Linked DNA regions of Mus musculus: regions 1 and 3 are each linked to region 2. The links are chromatin contacts, found by Hi-C or POLR2A ChIA-PET in ENCODE. All regions are on one chromosome and are shown on one strand. Each heading gives the region's core, a stretch centred on a gene start or an enhancer-like site at or near the end of the contact. The rest is flanking DNA. Distances are from core to core; before and after follow the strand shown.

Evidence for each region. Hi-C counts contacts between places; a loop is a spot of excess contacts on that map. ChIA-PET counts read pairs that join two places held with the same protein, here RNA polymerase II (POLR2A).
Region 1: POLR2A ChIA-PET joins it to region 2 with 13 read pairs in embryonic stem cell. The contact joins the promoter of Adh5 here to the promoter of Trmt10a in region 2. POLR2A ChIA-PET finds 5 or more read pairs at or near these places in 3 of 5 experiments (Patski and embryonic stem cell).
Region 3: a map of heart shows a loop between it and region 2 (11-fold over the local background). The contact joins the promoter of Eif4e here to the promoter of Trmt10a in region 2. A Hi-C loop is called at or near these places in 1 of 37 maps with a recorded cell type or tissue (heart). POLR2A ChIA-PET finds 5 or more read pairs at or near these places in 3 of 5 experiments (Patski and embryonic stem cell).

What each region holds. Positions count from the first base shown.
Region 1 is chr3:138,441,065-138,444,541 of GRCm38, reverse strand. It overlaps Adh5 (alcohol dehydrogenase 5 (class III), chi polypeptide), which reads right to left and starts at 1,449. Exons shown (of 9, transcript NM_007410.3): 1 at 1,349-1,449. The coding sequence starts at 1,360.
Region 2 is chr3:138,141,862-138,145,552 of GRCm38, reverse strand. Trmt10a (tRNA methyltransferase 10A) reads right to left here and starts at 2,105. Exons shown (of 8, transcript NM_175389.5): 1 at 1,957-2,105. It also overlaps a transcript of Mttp not described here.
Region 3 is chr3:138,524,485-138,528,027 of GRCm38, reverse strand. It overlaps Eif4e (eukaryotic translation initiation factor 4E), which reads right to left and starts at 1,837. Exons shown (of 8, transcript NM_007917.4): 1 at 1,734-1,837; 2 at 714-760. The coding sequence starts at 731. It overlaps Mir1956 (microRNA 1956), which reads right to left and starts at 1,607; the gene lies at 1,543-1,607.

The DNA.
Region 1 (3,477 bases), core at 200-2,699, 300 kb before region 2:
GAAGAGATGGCTCAGTGGTTAAGAGCACCCACCTACTGCTCTTGCAGAAAACTCCAGGTTCAGTCCTATGCATCTACACTCTCACAGCTACCTGTAATTCTAGTTCCAGAGGATCTGTGCCACCCCCTGGCTTCCACAGGCTCCTGCATGCATATACACACACACAGGCACACACACACACATCTTAAAGGAGGGTGGGAGGTGGGGAAGAGATGGAGGAGGAGGAGGAAAAGGAAGAAGAAGAGGAGGAAAGAAAGAAAAGGAAAGAAGACTATGGAATACATGTCCCAAGCTGGGGTGTAGCTCAATGGTAGAGCATGTGCCTTGAATGCACAAGGCCTTGGATTTGAGTCCTAGCACAACAATGGACAAGCCAAGCAAAATCCCACCCAGAGTCTTTCACTAGGTTTGGCAAGTAATTCAAGGTTAGTATTCAAGCTTAGTATTATGCGACCTAATTATCTTTTCCTTGGGATGGCTTATATAGCATCACTTTAGTGCAATACTTCCCAGTGGAAAGGATCCTAAGAAATATCCAAATGGGGGTAAAAATACTATAACCATCTCTTATAACTGTGCTAACTAATGCATTAGCCATTTGCCACAGGTGGCTATTGAACACTATAGATAAAGGACAAGTGTGAACTGAAATCAGGTATGATGTAAAAATTTGAAAGCTTAGAAGAGTGAAGAATATCTCAATTTAAAAATACTTATAACGTGGAAATAATATTGCGAGTATCAGGTTGGGTAAACATACCATTAGAATTAATTTTATGTGGCTCTGTAAAGTTTACAATTCCATATGAAATTTATATCGCGCATCTAAAGCAATGAGCTACTAGAGCGATTACACTCAGTACAGACCTTCTTAACCACGGAACCAAACCTAGTGAGAAATGCTGGGTTTTGATCAGTTCACTTGACGCTTATGAAATGTGTTGACAGAATAAAGGTTGCAAGCCACTCACTGGGTTTACTGGAGATGGACTTGAAAGTCAAATAACGTGATTTGAAAAAAACAGGTACACCGTGCTGCACGTAGAAAGCCAAGGTCGAAGGAAGGGCCTAACTTTGCTTGGGAGTTTTGAGCACGGCCCGCGCTCCAAATCTGATCCTGCAACCCGGGCGCGACCCGGGCAAGTTCTTCCGTCCCGCGTGACGGGCGCGGGCCTCAGCCCACCGGGCTCCGGCGGAGCAGAGCAGAAAGCAGAGCTGCTCTCCAAGCGCGGCGCCGAAACAAAGCCTCCATGCCCTCGCTGCGGCTGCGCTCGCCTTCCCCGGCGGGCGGCAGCGGGCCACCCGGGCGTTCCCCTCCTCTGCTCCGGCCCACCGCGCGCCTCCATACCTGGTTCGCCATGGCCGCTAGTTCGGGATCGAGCGCTAAGGTTCACGAGTGTAGCGGAACCCGGGTGAGGGCTGGACCGTGCGTGAGGGGAGGGGCTGTGCGCGGGAGGCGGGCCTTCGATGTAGGCGGGGCGTACGTGAGGGCGGGAGGAGGTGGCTGTGCGTAGGGCGGGACTCGGCTGGGAGGCGGGCCTAATACCGGAAGGGCGGGGCCCGCGTTTCGGAGCCTGAGTTTCGGCTACTGCGCTCCGTTGCTGGGGAGGCAGTAGTTTTGGGGCCGTGAAGCGCTTTATTCCAGGCTGGCTCAACTGAGCCCCTGCAAAGCATCTCTGTGGTATTTCCTTGTCTAATTTTCGTGCAGTCTTTGTACGTTAGACGTGAGAGAAATATAGCGTGTGGTAACACGTGTGGGAAAGCACGTGTAGAACAAGCCACGCCTTCCGTGTGTCCCTGTCCGCGGTCCCCCCGCCCCCCTCTTCCCGGGCTTGCACGCGCTAGCTAGCGAGCTACTGATTTGCGGGTTGCATGCGCTAGCGAGCTAATGCAGCCCCTTGTTTTGCGGGTCTGGGTCCAGGACGAGTCAACACTGCGGCCCTCAAGGGCTTTGAAGGAACACTAGAGGGAGAGGTGCCCATCCTAGCAACAGCCCGACCTCGGATTTCAGCAGGTTACGACCAGGTCCTGGGATTTCAGGGACCATCGGACACGGAGAGAAGTTTTCAGGAAGGGAACCGAGGGAGCAGAGTGGGCCCCTTTTAAGAGTGGACCAACTATGTGGAGACAGAGGCTGCTGTATTTGCTGATGTAATCCCAAATGCTGCTTGTGTTGAAATGTACCCACTAAAACACCGCATTTTGTCTTTTTCATGGCTCATTTCCTGATTACACACTTTAAGGGTTGACATTCTCCACGGTACTGTTCAAAGCCCTTCTCTCACTTCACACTAACTCACACCCTGGCTTTTAACGTATATAATTAATAGGATGATCACCATAGTCTGTCTCCAGTCAGGGTAGTGTTCCTAAACTCCAGGCTTGAAGTACCAAGCCAGTGTGTATTAGGGTATCTCAGTGCTTAAAACCCAACTTACTTAAAACTAATCTTGTATTCGTGCCTCCTAATCCTTTTAAATGATTCCAGTGTCTGGTGATTAAAATATTCAAATATACAAGCCATTTCCAGTCAAACCACCACATGTGGATATTATAAGTTATACTCCTGTAAGAAGTTGAACAAGTTGAGGAATTCATAATTCTTACAGAAGTGAAGTCACGCAGGGAGAGCTGCTGCCCCCCGAAACAGAAACAGGAATACAGAGAATCACAATCCATCAGACTAGAAATTCATCATTGCAAGAAGCAGTACTAGGGCCAGAAACTGAAGAGTGATTGACCTATTGCTGTAGGCACTTTGTAGTTTAGTCTGACTTTTGTAAACGACGGAGGATGCAGTCATGTGGAGTGGAGTATTCTCATACTTTGAGAAGTTTATTTTCACGATTTTTCAGGGAAGGAGGGAGAAAAATTTTCCTACTGTTTCCTTTAGAGCAGTGTTTGTCACGTGTGGGTCATGACCCTTCTGGGGGTCGAATGATCCTTTCATAGGGATCACGTATCAGGTATCCTGAACATGAGATATTTTCATTACGATTCATAACAACCAGATGATAGTTATGAAGTAGCAATGAGATAATTATGGTTGGGGTCACCACAATATGAGGAGCTGTATAAAGGGTTGTAGCATTAGGGAGGCTGGGACCACTGCTCTAGAGGTAGTATCAATGTAAACATGTGTGTTCTTAAGGAGGCTTGCCCTCAAAAATGACTTGACCAGGGCTTAACTCAGCATGAGTTTTCCCTGTGCTCATCCAGTCAGGGAGAAGGGAGATGGGCATCTTCAGTCCTCTCTAGTTCTAGAATCCTATTCCTTGTAAGGGGCTGAGAATTCAAAACCAAACCAAACCAAACCAAACCAAACCAAACCAAACCAAACCAAACCAAACAAAACAAAACAAAAACCCAACCAACTAACCAACCAAAAAAAACACCTGAGGCCGGCCGTGGTGGTGCATGCCTTTAATCCCAGCACTCAGGAGGCAGAGCCAGGTGGATTTCTGAGTTCGAGGCCAG
Region 2 (3,691 bases), core at 856-3,355:
GAGAGTGCTACTGCACACTGTTGACAGATGGCTCTAAAGGCATTAAATAAAACTCAAAAATGTATATGCCCAAAGGCATGAATAGTGGAAAAAACAAGACTCAGTAATGCAAACTTAAAAGCAAAATTGAAATTAACAGGAAAACATTTTATGAAACATATTTTCAAGAGAGCACAGCTCTGAAACTTGAAACTCAGTTGACTTATTCCAAACCGAGAGGATAACTTGAGTAGATATGGGATTTCATAGAATTCTAAAAGAAAACGAAGAGAGTAATTTCAAAGTTACTAACTCCTCTGGTCTCTAGTACTAAATTCCTATGAAACAAAGCAATATTTATCCGTGGCAATACTTTTCAGTAGTTTCTCTATGTTCAAAATTTTGAAGTGTTGAGCTGCCTTAACTGTGAGAATTACAAAAGCCGTGTTTTACAGCTCTCTGACACCAGGGGGAGCCTTTGTCTTTCACATCTAAAATGTCTCCAGTTAAATTTAACTTGACCTATCACAGAATAGTAACATCTTTGAGCAGCCTATCGTGAGCTTGTCCTAACATTAATGTGTTTTATCAATTCTTGAAACACTGTACTGGGTGTTTCCTAAGCTTTGATTAAATAAGCCAGACTACTGAACAACACATGAAATATGTTTCATTTTATAAAATACATGAATGCAGATAAAATACTAGCTGGCTGTCTTGTTTTGTCTAGACTTCACCAAGATAGCTTCCGCTCCGACTGTCTACTAAGTAATAGAGTAAGAATTTGATGCATTATGTAAAACACGGCACTTTTGAACACACGGCTTTAGTTTGGGTCACGAGGTGAATCTCTATGGCAGCGAGTCTGAGGCTTCTCCCAGACCAGCAGTGATGCTTAAAGCACATTTTAATCCACTAATCCAAGTCTAACAAGTATTTAAGAACATTTTACAGAAAGATAAAACAACTCTGAGACTTTACTTTAGCATATCTTAAAAAGAAAAAACCTGGATGGTTAATTCTTGGATATAAGTTATCAGACAGGATTACAAAACTCAAAACTGAGTAATACTGACAAAGACTATCTGGTGTGGGGAAGAGCATACGTCACTTAATGCCAAAGACAAAAACCCGGCTGTTATCAAATCGACTAAAACGGCCCTCGTAGTCTTTAAGCTTTCTTTTCGGTAACTCTAAAATCAATACATGCCTACTTCAGGGTATTTTTATGTTATTTTATTTTTTTTTATTTTTAAACGCGTTGGTCTGTACCGCAGTAGCAATAGCCCTTTGTTCAGTTGTCAAAGTCCCTTTGGCTTGAGTTCTGGCTTGGGAGGGAATCTCAGGAGAGCTTTTTTTTTTTTTTTTTTTTAAATGAGTAATTTTACATCTCCGGACACGCAACCACATTTTAAACACAAAATATTTCAGTGGCAACCGGTAACGCGTCCATCTTAACCTCATCCTCAGCTGACCACGAGGCCGAGCCGCCTGGGCAGCAACTGCCCCTCGGCGCCCTTACATGCGACGGCCTGACCCAGGGAAGGAAAAAGAGGAAAAGAAGGGAAAACGGCTCGCCTGCCCTCTAGGCGCAACGCAGCGTTGCGACAAGCTACCCTGAGACTCCACATGGCTCCTTTCTGCCACACTTCCGGTAGGGACTCTCCTAAACAACAGAAACCCGGAGCGCACACCGCGGCGACAACCGGGCGCGCGCACGCCCCGAGCGGGGCCCTGCGCCCGCGAACGAACCGCAGCTGACCAATCACGACTCTGGAAGACGGCACGTGAGTGGCGAGGGGCGTGGAAAACGCACACCTGACGCCACTTCCTCCGCAAACCGGCAACTACTTCCCAGGCCCTCACCCTCTACTCCGGAAGCCTTGGTTGCAGCGGAGGCTAGGGTAGCTCACGCTCCTTTGGCATCCGAAAGGATACCAACGGGCAGGGGCACGACAGCCGCAGTGCCATATTTACCGTGCCGCGGGGCCGGTGGGGAACGCCGGGGTGCGGTTAGAAAGCCTTTCTGAAGTGTTCTCGGCTCCACGCGGTCGTCCTCCTTCAGAAACTTCAACTCCCAGAGGCAGAGGCGGTGGTTGCGCGCCCGGTTACGGCACTTACGGCTTACGTCATCGGACTGCGCTAACTCCAAACCGGAGAAAGAGGAGGAGCCTGTAGGGGGCGGGGTCTGGGCCTGGGTTTTGCGGGAATGGTTAGTGGCTACCGCGAGGCGTTTTTCCCGGTCAAGCGTTGCATTTCTACCCACAGGCCTGTGTAAGCTCGGGTCTCGAGGCGAAGATCGCCCCACTGAAAGAAATTGAAATGCGAAACAGACGAAATGCTCTTATTTTTTTCTGCGTTGAGAGGATGATCTAGTATTGCCCAACGTACTTCTAATTTATGTAAGAAAGTTACCAATGGTCTTTCATAAGTGAAAAAATTGTAAACTGAAATTTTTAATAGAAATTCATCGAACTTAGGAATTTTAAAGTTTTCTTTTTATGTCCTTAGTAAAACATAATACTTTACAGTCCATCCTTTGAGGTTTTGTTTATGCTGTTTTGCAAAACACTAGTGATATTTCATCGTTTGTAAATACTTGACCTTATATAATCTTTTTGCTAAATATAGACCAAGTCAACCGAGGGAAAAAGAAAAACCAAACAGTTGGGTAGGTTGGTCTTTTTGTAGTTGTTTTGTTTTAATTTGGCTTTTCTGATGGATGAATCTGTAGAATTTGCAGATAAAAAACTATTTTTCAAATAAAGACCCATCATTAGATTTTTCTTGTTGCTTGACCTTTTGAACTTGTTACAGGCTCTTAAATGAACTGAATCGTCTCTGAATTTAGTGTGTGGGGGAGATCTTTTTTAAACTCTGTTTTTATTTGGAAAAAGATGTGGATCACATGCTCTGTGTTGTGGATCTCTCAAATCTTAGAGATTTCTGTTAACTGAACATTGGCAGTAAAATGTGAATCCACTTATGAGCTGTTAGTAGGGCATCTTTTTTCGGCTGCCTCCGTATCAGGGCAGAGAGTAGCTGAGGGAGGGTTAGTAACTGGATATGGAGCCCTTCACATGTAGGTCATTAAATTCAGGCTGGCAGAGTGGTGTGCCAGATCTTTCAGCAGCTGTTCTGTTGCCCTTATGGGATCTGTCTTTAAAATAACGGTACAGTTTTAGAGGTAATGCCTAGCATCCTTGATATCTAAAAGAGTTTTTAAGTTAGGAGAAAAATCCTCATTTTTATGATGTGACCAAATTTGACTTGGTTATTTGATCTCATGGTTGCAGAATCAATCCAAAGTATGAAAAAAAAAAAAAAAAAAAGGTACGAGTAAAAACTGCAGTTTAGCCAAAGAAGCATATAAAAGTTTAAGATAAAGTCCTGTGATGTAAGGAAGTCATTGATTTATAAAACTCAGGCTTGTTTAACACAGTTGACAGTTCATTGTCTTTGGCTTAGGATTTTGTACAGCAATGACTAAATGATTGTCTCCATCAAAGAAGTAGAGGATCCAGAAGTGAATACATACTTAAGATGCCTGTAGATAGAAAGGAAGACATGAATGTTTCTTGAGCACATAGTGTCGGAGATTTTGTAATTTTGCTCCATCTTGGAAAGTAAACATTTTTTTAAATGAAGAATTTCAAAGCTGGGGGCAGTGAAAGCAAAGAGCCAAACGTGAAGGTTTTACACATTGATGAGC
Region 3 (3,543 bases), core at 588-3,087, 380 kb before region 2:
GGCGATCTGTAGGCCTCGCTCCTCCCCCTTCCCTCCTCCATGACAGCCCCGTCCCGGCGTGGAGGGGCCAGGACAATGTGATCCCCACCTCAGCCGGCCCCTGTCCCCGGCGCCGGGAGGTGCGCGACACGACCCCTGAGCATGCTCCCCTACTCAACGCCACGGCCCCCGGCTCCCCGCGGGACGCGCCCGCCCAGCTCCCGCGCGCCCACCGGTGGGCTCCGCCAGCCCACCCTCCTCCGCAGCTCCAGAGCGCGGCCCGCACGAGGACCCCCGGCGGCGGGTCGCCGGCGACGGCGAGGCGCCGCTGCCTCGGGCTCCCTCTCCGGCTCTCTCGGGCCGGCTCGCCGCCCACCAGCCACGGTGCCCGCTAGGAGCCGCCCGCCCCACGCCCCCCCGAGACCCCGGGACCCCACGCCGATCCCCGCGCCCGTGTCCCGAGCCGCCCTCCGCCCGCCGCATCGCGGCCCCGCGCGGCGCCCCTCCCCCCACCGCCCCGGTGCCCGGGCCCCCACACGGCGTGTGCGCTCCACGCTGCCGCCGCCAGCCTCCCGGCGCCGAGGCTGCCCGCCGAAGGTCAGGCCGGGGGCGGGCAGGGACCGGACGCGGCGGGAGGCGCCGTGCGCGCCGGTAACGCCGTCCTGCGGGAGTCCCTGAGCGGAGGAAGCCGGAGCGCGGGGAGCTCGGGGGTGGGGGCCGAAGGCAATACTCACCGGTTCCACAGTCGCCATCTTAGATCGATCTGATCGCACAACCGCTCCTGAAGGGGGGGCGAGAGGAAAAAAATGAGATTCAAACCGGATTGGCCGGCTCCTGCCCACGTGACGGACGTGTCCGTTTGGCCCTAGCGGCGCCTGCGCAAGACTGCAGCTGCTTGGGGAAGGAGAGGCTTCTGGGAAGTGGAGTCTTTTTTTTTTTTTTTTTTTTTTTTTTTCTTAAGGCAAGAAGTTTTTTTTTTTCTTCCAAAAAAAAAAAAAGTGATCACGTGGTCGCTGGCGAGGGTGCGTGGCTCCCGGCGCCGCGGGCGCTTCCTGCCGAGTTGGATTTAGGCCTCTGCTGGGCAGCGGGCAGAGCTCCGGTTGCACTCACTGCGGGGCATTCCTGCTGTGCCTTCTGTCGCCCAGTCCTCCCATCTTTCCTAGAAGGTTGAGAACTGCAGGCTCAGCACACGCAAGAAGGCTTCATTTGCTTAGCTGAGGTCCTAAGACAAGTTGCTTTTTATTTAGTTTTTCTTTTCGCCTCCCACCATTTTCTCTTGGTTTCTGAAAGAGGCGGCGATGGAGAGTCGTTGATGTGGTCTGCGTCTCCCCAGTCCCCGGTCCACTAACGCGGGTGGTCCCTTGCTACCATCGCTGCCCAAGCGGGTGGGCGGGCTTGCCCCACGGTACCCTCTCACTCGTTTGGGGAAGGGGAGTGCACGCGTCGGCTTTTCCTGTTCCCAGTCCTGAGATGAAGGCGTCAGGGGTGAATCTTGCTGGACGTGAAAGTTTGGAAGTTCTGTCCAATCGGTTCCAGTATTCTGCTTGGACGTGGACGGAAATAGCCTACGTCCAGGTGCCAGCCAGGGAAGCCACTCGGGGCTCCGCTGACTCAGCCCTGGACTGAAGGTCAGGAGTCGTTAAACCGGGTCAACTATGACTCTTGACGTTGACTCATACTCCTTAGGCGAGTGACTTAATACGCTCAGTGCCTCAACTTTTTCATTTATGAACCAAAGATGATAATACACTTACCTCACAAGGGTGTGCTGTGGTAAGGACTGTAACCAGCTTTGAAAACGCTTCGGAATCTAGAAGCAAGCGCGTGCCTTCCTTAAGGACCAGCTCCCTCCGCCTCCGCTGCTGTTTTAGCAATCTTGCTTCTTGACCCTGGGTCTTTTGAAGCGCAGGATGGCCTTGAACTTGAGGTATAGGGGAGGATGGCCTTGAACTGTCGATCCTCCTGCTTCCACCTCCCCCCCACAAAGTATCGGGATTACTGGCGCGTGCTGGGCGTGGGGGTGGGTTGGGAGAGCACTTTTTTGCTGAGATAGGGATGGAACTCAGGGCTTCCTGAGCGCTAGGCAAGCACTCTACCAACTGAGCTATATCCCCAAGCCTTAACAGTGTCTTAAAATTTTCTTTTCTTTACTTTGTTGCGTACACCGATGCAGTTTTAAAGGGAATGTAGCTGCTCTCAACAGAAACTTCGTGTTCATGAACTTATGTTCATAACAACTAACAAACAGAACTGGCATGCTACATTTTCTTCTAAGTTACCAGGCCGTCAAAGCACTGTTGGGTAAAGTTCCTAATGAGGGAGCCAGGATCTCATGGCTTCCACGCAGCTTAAAAATGTTACCGCCAGGAAAAGCAGTGTAAGCAGGCTATCTCGTGTCTGCCTCTCCATGGCATTGCTGTTGTCCAGAGCTGTGTCATAGCTATTATTGAGTACATAATGGATGCTTGGGTTGACTAACACATAATTGAGGCTGTGTAAGAACTCAAAGCCAGTGCCTGCTCGTGTTTTTGTTTACCAGGATGGCAGAAGTGATTTTAAACGAAAGCTTCTGTTTAAGTTGGCGTGAGTAGATTCTCAAGTAGACATAGCTCTATGAACTAAACACATAGGTGAATTTCTATGTACAAATCTGTTAACACTAACCAAAGTAATTATAATTGACCCCTTATTTTCTGTTGTCTGTAAAGTGATGTCTGGTTAATTTCTATGAGAAGACAGCATTAGGGTGCTGAGTTGTAGCTCAGTTGATAGAGTGTTCATCCAGCCTAGATTCCCCCCAACACCACATAAACCCAGCATGCTGGAGGATCAGGACTTTAAATTCAGTGACATGGCAAGTTCTAGGCCACCCAAAGAAACAGGAGAATCTCTATCCAAAGAAAGGAAAAAGACAACCTAAATATCCTGTTTTGAGCTTCAGGGTTGGTTACAGCACAAACCAATCCATTGGCAAGAAAGTATCCTGACAAGCCTGAAAACCACCAATATAAAGTTTTTGTTTAAAATGACATTTGATTGTTTTTTTTTTTTTAACCTTCTTCCTCTGTTGTCAGTGAAGACTCATATTTTGGGCTACAGGTATAACTCAGGGGTAGAATGTTTGCCTAGCTTGCTTAAGATTCAGGATCCAGCCGGGCGTGGTGGCACACACCTTTAATCCCAGCACTCAGGAGGCAGAGGCAGGTGGATTTCTGAGTTTGAGGCCAGCCTGGTCTACAGAGTGAGTTCCAGGACAGCCAGGGCTACACAGAGAAACCCTGTCTCAGAAAAAAAACAAACAGAACAAAAAAAGACTCAGGATCTACTTCCTAGTACCCCTGTGTTCCCACAAAGACTTGCGCTTTTACAGTTTTTTTTTTGTTTTTTTTTTTTGTTTTTTTTGTTTTTTGGTTTTTTTGGTTTTTCGAGACAGGGTTTCTCTCTGTAGCCCTGGCTGTCCTGGAACTCACTCTGTAGACCACGCCGGCCTCGAACTCAGAAATTCATCTGCCTCCCAAGTGCTGGGATTAAAGGCGTGTGCCACCACTGCCTGGCTCGCCCCAT